2 separate regions of the Mus musculus genome follow, and region 1 is linked to region 2. The links are chromatin loops, found by intact Hi-C in ENCODE. Cell type or tissue: heart. All regions are shown on one strand.

Region 1 (5,000 bases), 62 kb after region 2:
TGATATCTACCATGTTCCAAGTCATGCATACATCCCCACTCATAAACACATACACATACATAAAATAAATGAGTGTAAGAAAAAGAATATTAACCTGTGCCCCAAAGATCTGCTTTGTTAAAATCATGGTGAATTAATTGTATTTTCTATATTTTTTTCAATAAGTTAAGGTTATTTTCACACTTGATGTTTTTATTTGTTTCATTCATTTGTGGCTCTCTGGATTGAACCCAGGCCCTTGTGTCTGCTAGCCTAGGCTAGCACAACCGATTCTTTACATTTTAGGAAGAACAGCTTACTAGCATCTTTACAACAAAGTACTACTACATTTTGTCGGGGGGAAAAATAAGAAGATCCTGAAATTGAAGGCCTGTCCCTGGTCGTTATGAAATGACCTCTTGTCTTGTTTGCTACATATTGTGACTTGCCTGTTTATTTTATTTTCCAAAGTCTCACTAAGTAACCCAGGCTATCCAGAAACTCACTATGTACACCAGGCTAGCCTCAAACTCACAGAGGTCTGCCTGCTTCTGTCTCCCAAGTATTGGGATTAAAGGCATGCACCACTATGCATTTCTCCTTTATGTCCTAGTTTTAAGGCCCTAAAGGCCTTGGCACAGGACAGACCCCAGAGTGTTCCAGCTTTGTGACTATGCATGCATCTGAGCCTCTATGTTACTCTGCATTAGCACATTTAACTGATGACCTTAGCTGAGTCGCATTTTTTTAAAAGTCAAATTGACTTAGAGCATTGCTCATTAGATTTTAAGTACCAGATGATTCATCATTTACGGTAAATCTATTAGATAGATTACTCCGCAAGATTCACCACTGTCAGCATGGCAGGCCTGCCTGGAAATTAAGGATAAGAATGGAAATTGAAGGAGAGAGATTCCTATCTGCGATTTGAAATTTAAACTTAGACAGCTATGGCAAGCATCCGAGCCTGAGTCAGAGGGCCAGGGCATCTGCCACATGTCTGAGACGGTCCACTCTAATAATAGCCCAGGATCCCCTTTGAGAAAGGTGAATGCCTTGCTTCATAAGGAAAAGTAAAGCTTGCATGTTAAAATCCTTTAAGGAGCGTTTCTTTGCCCTTTAAAAAGACATTCACCGTGTAGCTGGGCTGCATATGTGATCCATGAAACTTAACAATCGTGGAGTCTCCGAGGGTTAAATATAGCTTCAAACCAACAACAGTTCGGCCGGGGGCCCTAGCTCACCAGATGTTATTCCACTAATAGTGAGTGATCTCACCCCTGCTGTGGATGGTTATTCATCTGGGAGAGAATAAGGAAAGTGAGACAATCATTACGTCACCTTTTCCTGTACATTACCCTCCCTGCAGCTAAGAAGGAAGCGTGCTGCTGAGGTAGACCGTGCTGCTGAGGTAGATCTGCACTAAGTCATGCTCTTGCAGGTCTGAGAGGAGGGACTTGCCTTTGGGAGGGTCGCCCTTGCCCGCTGGAGCACTTGGCAGTGAGCTGTAACCCTCAGCCTTGCTTCCAGCAGCTCACTCTTTTCTTCTCTTCCCTGAAGCAGCTATCTCACTGTCCTCAGATGGCCACTGGGGAGGCAGAGATGTTTCTAGAAGCATAAAAACTTCTGAATAATGGAGTAAACTTTTAAAATAACGCTCATGAGATCATGTCTTTTCTCGTTCGAATGACTCATCCGGGCTACCTATCAAGCCACAAGTTCAAGCTAGGATAAAATTAATATATAGATAATACTGTAAAAGGGGGCAAGCTATTATGCTATATTACATATGTAATAAAAATAAATATTACACTATGGAACAAATATCTGTCCACAGATATATGCATTTTTATCAAACCAAAAGCAGGACTGGAGAGACGGCTCAACTGATAAGAGCGTATTCTGCTCTCAAGTCAGATCCCATCACCCATGCTGGGTGGTCACCATGACCTGTGACTCCAGTTTCAGGAAATCCAACGCCCTCTTGTGGATTCCATGGACACTGCACCCATGTGCTCGAATCTAACACCCCCACCAACACACAAACACACATACACACACTCATACGTGCAACTTTTATGTAAAAAATAAAATAAAATAAATCAGGATCGTTAGAAAGCTCGTGTTTCTTAGTTTACAACTTTAACTCCCTCCTGAATTTTGTTTCAGCTCTCCTCGGAATACAGGAGCAAGTTGGCACCATGCAAATTAGCGAATGTTCTCAAAGGCCTCAGCTTTCTGCAAGGGGTTAACCGGACTTTGCCTTCCTCTTGTCTTACCCATCTTTCTTAGAATAGCGCTGCAAAGGAAAGGGGCAGTCACAAAGGACAGCAACTGGATGACTGACTGTGGGCTCCTGGCAACAAAGCCTCAGTTTCTCCTAAGCCCGTCCAGCCTCCTCAAGGCCACTGTGTTGTTGCCTCCCATGAAGGAGTCTGGTGGCTGAGAAAATATGCGCCCAAAGATAAAGACTTCACATTCTTAACTTCTGTTCTCTTCTCTCCTGTGCTGACCCCTGCTCTCTATCTGCCAACTTCCATACACATTTTCTTCCAAGAACACTGACAAGAGAAATAAGGTTCCTAGGCATGGCCCCCAGAGCCACCGCTTTCTCCATTTCCTCTAGATGCAAAGGTACCACTTGTAATATTAGAATAATGAGAGGACCAGGGAATGGTGAGGTGGCTCAGCTGTCGGGTTATGCCTGGAGTTAGACGCTGTCAGTGTGTGTGTGTGTGTGTGTGTGTGTGTGTGTGTGTGTGTGCATGTGTGTGTGTGCATAAATTTCTAGAATCATTTGTAATGAACTCTGAGAAATATTTTATTAGGTAGTAAGCTTTGAGTGATGTTTTTCTCATTCTTCTTAGTAGTTTCTATATTATAGTTGTATTTAAAACATACACAGATTTGTAATGGAACAAAGAGAAATACTAAAAGCCAATTTTAATTGGATCAATTACTATATTTTTTCAGAATAGATGCTGACCCAGATTCTATTTACCAACTCCAGAACAGTTCCCTTGGTGGGGAAATCACACCTCATCAAATCCCCACCCTTAGAGTCCCCTCCAGCTTCTCTCTGTGCTTGGCAAGGTGGCTTGCTTTGACCAATGGTGCTACAGTAAATATGCGTACACGGGGGTTTATACCAACACTTTCTGAGATCTTGTGTGAAGCTGGTGATTAACGAACATATTTCAGAAGACTTTCATGTTTCCCTTAGTTAATCGTGTGTGTGTGTGTCTGTGTGTGTGTCTGTGTATGAAAGACTGTGTCTGTGTATGTGAATGTGTGTCTGTGTGTGAGTGTGTCTGTGTGGAGTATCTGTGTGTGCCTGTATGTGTGAGTGTGCCTGTGTGTGTGTGCCTGTGTGTGTGTGCCTGTGTGTGTGTGCCTGTGTGTGCATTTGTGCCTGTGTATATGAGTGTGTATGTCTGTTTGTGTCTCTATGAGTGTATTGTGAAAATGTGCATCTGTGTGTGACTGTTTGCAGGTTTCTGTCTGTTGCGGGTTTCTGTTTGTGTGTGTCATGTGTATGTCTGTGTGTGTATGTATGTCTGTGTGTGTGCCTGTGTGTGAAGTTTTGTATATGTGTGTCTGTCTGTGTGTGTGTGTCTGTATCTGAGTGTGTCTGTGTGTGGGTTTGTATGTGTATGTCTATGTATAAGTGATCTTGTTTATCTGTGTATGAGTGTGTGTCTGTGTGTAAGTGTATCTTGTGTGGGGTATCTGTATGTGTGTGACTGTATGTGCGAAAGAGTGCCTGTGTGTATGTCTATGTATGTGAATGTGTGTCTGTGTGACTGTATTGTGAAAGTGTGTCTGCATGTGTTTGTGTATGTTTGTGTGTGAATGTGCCTGTGTATCTGTGTGTGTGAGTGTGTCTCTGTGTGTGTGAAATTCTGTATGTGTGTGTCTGTGTGTATGAATGGATCTGTATGTGGGGTTCTGTATGTGTATGTCTGTGTGTGTGAGTGAGCCTGTGTGTGTGTGTGTGTGTGTGTGTGTATGTGTGTGTGTGTGAGGATGTGAGCATGTGTGTGTCTGTGTGAGTATGTCTATGTGTATAAAAGAGAAAAGTCTAACACCTGTTTTACTCTTATTTTTAAACATTTTTAGAGTGAGTGAGTGACTGAGTGACTGAGTATGTCTTTGTGCCTGAGTGCTTATATGTGACCATGTGTGTGCAGGAGTCCCCAGAGACCAGAAAAAGTTGTCATATCATGTAGAACCAGAGTTCTAGGTTGTCGTGAACTGCCAGGTGGTGCTGGGAACTGACCCAGGTCCTCTGCAAGCACAGCAAATCCTCTTAATCACTGAGGCAGCTCCCCAAGTCATTTAAACCTGTTTGATTTACTGTTGCCTAAAGGTGCAAAAGAACTTCACAAAGCTCTTCATTAATTAAAAAGGCATGAATTAATATATTGGCACACATCAAAGTGAATATTTTTCTCAGTGGGTAAAATTGCAGGCCTCACTACACAGAGAGAGACTCTGACCCAATTCACCATATAGTCCTCATTTTTCTCTATCTATATCTATTTGTGGTAATCAAGAATCTTACCACTGTATGACAGCTGACTGACTAACCTGCTTACATGATCAAGGCAACTTGGAGAAGAAAATTTGGGCTTACATTTTGTGGTGGTTTGAATAGGTTTGACCCCATACACTCGTGTATTTGAATTGTTGGCCCATAGAGATTATTAGGAGGTGTGACCTTTTTGGAGTAGATGTGGGCTTGTTGGAGGAAGTGTGTCATTGCTGGGACAGACTTCTATGCTCAAGCTACATCCATTGTGATACACAGTCTTCCTTCTTCTGACTTCAGATCATGATGTAGAACTCTCAGCTTCTCCTCCAGCATTATGTCTGCTTGCACACTGCATGCTGCCATGTTCCCTGCCATGACAATAAAGGACTAAGCCTCCGAAACTGTAAGTCAGCCCAGTTGAATGCTTTCCTTTATAAGAATTGACTTGGTCATATAGTGTTGGCACATACCTTTAGTCCAATCACTC
Region 2 (5,000 bases):
AAGTAGAACAATTTATAAGTCAAGCTCCAGTGAACTTTAAATGACCTCACTCCTCCTGCAACTATTCTTACTCAAGCCAGAGGGGAGCACTTCCCCATAGGCCAGTAGAAAGCCTGTGTTTGGTGTGAGCACAATCTTTCATTTGCATGAGTTACTGTGTTGGGATTAGCGCAGACACAGTTCCTTCTTTGCATAAAGGGCTATGCTATGATTGATATAAATATGTTTGCCACACCTGTTTCTGTCTATGTAACTAAACTGTTCACTTTTAGAATGTATTTATATAATACTTTCCCTAAACTTTCGTGAAGCTCATATGTGCAGACAATGGATTTCAATTGTATTCACACCACACGCATCCCCTAACCCCTCCCAGACCTACCCTCTCCCAACTGTGTGCTATCTCTCTCTCTCTCTCTTTTTTTCGTTCTAGCCCACTGATTCCAGTTTGTACGGCCCAAATACTCATGGACATGGGGCCATTCTCTGGAGCATAGCTGACCTACCAGTGGCCACACCCTTAAGGAAAACTGAGTCTCCTTCTACCAGAAGCCATCGACTCTCAGAAGTGCCTCAGCTGGGGTGAACTCTTGTGATCCCCTCCACCCACCATGATGAATATTGGCTGACTTGGTCTTGGGCAGGTCTTGTATAGGCACCCACATCAGCTGTGAGCTCATGAGTGCTGAGATCCTGATCTGTCCAGATGACAGTGTTTTTGTCAAGTCCTCCATGACCTCTGTCAGGCTCTTACAGCCTTTCTGCCTCTTTTCCTTGATTGTCCATGAACCTTGGGGGAACCAACTATGATACAGATCTTCCTCTTGTGGTTGTCATTTCACCCTTTGAATCATCTGAGAGATACCTTCTTGTGCTATCCCCTGGGATAACAATATCAGGCCCAAGAACTGGCTATCTTTTCCTGGTTTTGCCTTGATTTTTATTGTAAGTACAGCAGGGTGATTTGGTAACAGAAAAGAGGAGACAGAAAAGTGTCGGCAGTGGACATAGTAGCAGCAAAACCTGGGAGGTGATGGTGGGACCTCTGTCAGAAGTGGCAATGCAGCAAACAGACTTCTTTGTGACAGAGAGAGAGTAGCTGGAGTCAGAGACAGTGGAAGTAGAGGCAGCACAGCCAATGAAGGATGATGAACCTATTGAAGCCACCAAAGCAGGGACTTGGGGCTAGAGGAGTTCTAGGCAGCTGCCAAACCCAAAAGCTGAGATCTCAATTCCAAAGATCCAAAAGAGCCTTAACACTAAGAACTATAAGCACTAGCTATTGTTAGGAGATGAGGACCCAGTACCCAGTACTTTCAAGCTGTATACTTGGCTGGCACTGATTGCTGCGGAAGCAAGGCGCAGTACCACAGTAGTTGCCAAATGCCAGGTCACTGGTCATTAAAGCCAAGAACAGTACGCCTCCGACCTGAGATGCTTGAGTGATGTTTCTGGCTTGGAGAGTCTCCAGTTCTCAAGCCGTGGGGTTATAAGCCCCTGAGTCTGTCACTCGATGACAGTACTAAAAGGTTTACTCTTCATCTGCTGATAAATTCTCTCTGAGGAGAGCAGTTGTTAACCCAGGCAGAAACTGAACCACTTCAACCCAGAATCAGATCTAATGGGCATCTGGGTTTCCTTCTTAGCAATCAGCCCCAGTTGCTCAACTAGATTCTGACTGGACACAAGGACTTCAATACAAGCCTGGACCACCAGGACAACTAACCATGCTGACTCCTTGATGGTAAATAACTAATCAGTCATCAATGCTGACTGCCAACAGAATTTAAACTTTAAGAAAAGCCTGGGTCAGTGAGATGGCTCAGTGGGTAAGGGTGCTTGCTGTCAAGACCCATGACTTGAACTTGATCCCAGAACCTACATGGTGGAAGGAAGGAGAGAGTTTACTACTCTCACAATTTGTCTTCTGACCTCTGTGTACCCTGGCACACACACACTGCTCCACACACTGGATGGATGGATGGATGGATGGATGGATGGATGGATGGATGGATAGATGGATGGACGGATGATATATGATAAAAAAGCTTAATGTAATGGAAAGGTGATGCTTAGTAGTTAAAAGTGCTGGTGCTCATGTAGAGAACCCGTATTAGACTCCCAGCACCCACATAGCAGCCTGAAGATGACCTCTGTGGACACCAGGCATGCGCATGGTGCACATACATACATACATGCAAGACACTCATTCCCCCCCAAAAAATAAAAATACAGGAAACTAAAACAAGACTTCAAAAAACCTTTAAAGTCAGGAGCTGGTAGCACACTCCTTTAATCCTGTAACTTAGGAGGCAGAGGCAGGCAGATCTCTGAGTTTAAGGACAGCCTGGTCTACAGAGTGAGTTCCAGGACAGCCAGGGCTACACAAAAAAAGCCCTATCTCAAAACAAACAAGTAAACAAATAAACAAAAATGTTTAAAACACTTTTAACAAAGAAAAGCTTAATATCCAAGAAGACTCTCCAATGACCAATTAGGACTAAGTTCAGAAAGCACCCTGGGAAATGTCTGCTGACTCGGAGTGGGGTGCCATGTATTCTGTGTTCCTGGAAGAAGCAGGAAGCACATGCCTGGGAACGTTCCTGTTTCAGTAGCCAAGATAAACAGTCCCAGAGAGTTTCGTTTTGCTACTCAGACTGCATAGGCAGGGAATCCGGGTGGGATCTCCTTCTTATAAGCTAGCGCCTCCTTTGGTTTCTTTGGCCACATACTTTCTTTTTGTACTGAAGGCTGCCTCTCCATTTTATTAATTTATTCATTCATTCGTTCGTTCGTTCGTTCGTTCGTTTGTTTGTTTTTAAGACTGAGTCTCATCGCACAGCTCTAACTGGTCTGGAACTTTCTATGTAGATAAGGAAGGCTACAAACTCACAGAGATCTGCCTTCCACTATTTTGCAAAGTTCTGGGATTAAAGAACTACCATGTTGGGCTTCTTTAAACACAGCCTACTCCTCCCCCCCCCCCCATAGAACTCCCTTCTCATTGATTTTGTTGTTGTTAACAAGAGCATAGGAAATTCCTCTTTGGGAACTTTCTGGAAGCTGGCCACACAACTCCTAACTCAAATGCTTTTTAGAGAACCCATGAAGCTCTATAGAGCTTCCTTTGGAAATGAGTCTGTTCCAGAGTGGATGGGGGGCCCACAATCCTTCCCCTCACACAGTGGGGTTAGCCCAGCGCCATGTAAAAGCTACGTATGCCTGTCTCAGGGGGCAGTCATGTTCTCTAGCATCCACAGCTCGCACTATAAGATTTGAAACTCTTGTTGCTATTATAACATTCATGGAAAAATAATGCAAGTGTTTGCTAAAATTCTCTTAAACAACAGATGAAGCCCCACCCCCACCCCAAGGCTTGGAGGAAAATACTTCGAGTCACAAAGTGGTCATGCCATGACATCCAACTCAGGTGCTGAGGTCACACCCTGCCACTTCCAGCCAGGGTCAGACTGAGCCTGAGACCTGCACTCCGTGCACACACGCCCCCATGCTGGTGCAGTGCACTCCCAAGCAGTCAGGACCTTACTCCCACTATCTGAGACTCCTGTCTGGCCTCCTCTGCCTCCCCTTGGCAAACTGGCATTGCTTTGATAACTCAGTCTTGTGAGTTCTCCCTTCCTCTCCCTTCTCTCTGAATGTTTCCTAAATCAAGACATAATCCTTGTAGTTTGACAGCAGCATGGTGTCTGGTGTGTGTGAGTTCTGGGTTAGAGACTCAGCTCGATAATGAAGTCCTGCATCAGTGTTCCCATCAGTAAGTAGGGGAAATTCTGGCACACTCCTCATATGACATATGTGACTACTAGATGAAAGGTGCCTAGACATCAAGTAACACCATCCTCAGCACTTACTAAATGCTCTACTGCTTTTCTGAAGTGAGTTCTATTTTTATGGATCATTAGTCCAATAGACTTAAAGATGATCTGCATAAGATATAGTAGAACCTCGGATAAGCTCATGTCAGGGTAAGGCTTTTGGGGATAAAATGAGAGATTTCTTTCCTGTCAGCACATGCCTGGGAGACATGACTGGACCTGCCTCGTGGTGGCTCTGTGCCATCCTGACTTGCTCTGAAGTACAGTTTGAAGTACCAAGAAGACGTAGCCATGCTGTACCTATGCCTCCATTGTCATTCTACATTCTGAGCTGCAATCTTGTTGATAACAAACACTTCTCTCCTTGAGCCCTTCACTCCTTAGCCAATGTCTCATGCAGGAATGGTTCAGTTTGGTCTTGAGTTGCTCTTGTTTCTCAGATTTTTTCCATTGTACAGTTCCCTCCCCAGCTAGAAGGCATTATGTCTTGAATCTGTCATCAGTGTCACTGACATGAGGAATCATAGCTTTTTTTTCCCATTTTTTATTAGGTATTTAGCTCATTTACATTTCCAATGCTATACCAAAAGTCCCCCATACCCACCCACCCCCACTCCCCTACCCACCCACTCCCCCTTTTTGGCCCTGGCGTTCCCCTGTACTGGGGCATATAAAGTTTGCGTGTCCAATGGGCCTCTCTTTCCAGTGATGGCCGACTAGGCCATCTTTTGATACATATGCAGCTAGAGTCAAGGGCTCCGGGGTACTGGTTAGTTCATAATGTTGTTCCACCTATAGGGTTGCAGATCCCTTTAGCTCCTTGGGTACTTTCTCTAGCTCCTCCATTGGGAGCCCTGTGATCCATCCATTAGCTGACTGTGAGCATCCACTTCTGTGTTTGCTAGGCTCCGGCATAGTCTCAAAATCATAGCTTTAACATCTGCTACAGGACATAGGACCAGATGTGGACAAAGCAGACGGCAGCAGAAGTGTTTGTACAGTACCCAAAGACCACACTCTCGCCTCTCCGTAGTATCAGAATTCAGAAAACGACTCATTTCCTCAGTTTTTACTCAGTGTTAATTAGTTGTAAGGTATACCTGGAGACACACAACATAGCTTTAACATTCAAAGAAATGTAACTAACTCACTCTTTAATATGTG

Evidence for each region. A loop is a pair of places that touch in the nucleus more often than their neighbours do. Peaks named below come from ENCODE experiments on the same cell type or tissue, not always from the same donor. Only the 100,000 strongest peaks of a DNase experiment are listed, where the experiment ranks them.
Region 1: a loop joins it to region 2, with 1.9 times the contacts of the local background. A loop is called at or near these places in 3 of 42 quality-filtered maps.

What each region holds. Positions count from the first base shown.
Region 1 is chr8:79,560,910-79,565,909 of GRCm38, forward strand. No RefSeq gene overlaps it. Among named protein-coding and RNA genes, the nearest start is that of Otud4, 76 kb to the right of the region's middle. In heart, a CTCF peak has its summit at 1,969 (motif pointing left); a DNase peak (open chromatin) is centred at 1,272; H3K4me3 peaks cover 716 bases; H3K27ac peaks cover 2,006 bases.
Region 2 is chr8:79,498,805-79,503,804 of GRCm38, forward strand. No RefSeq gene overlaps it. Among named protein-coding and RNA genes, the nearest start is that of Gm39205, 61 kb to the left of the region's middle. In heart, a CTCF peak has its summit at 2,695; a DNase peak (open chromatin) is centred at 2,607; H3K27ac peaks cover 38 bases.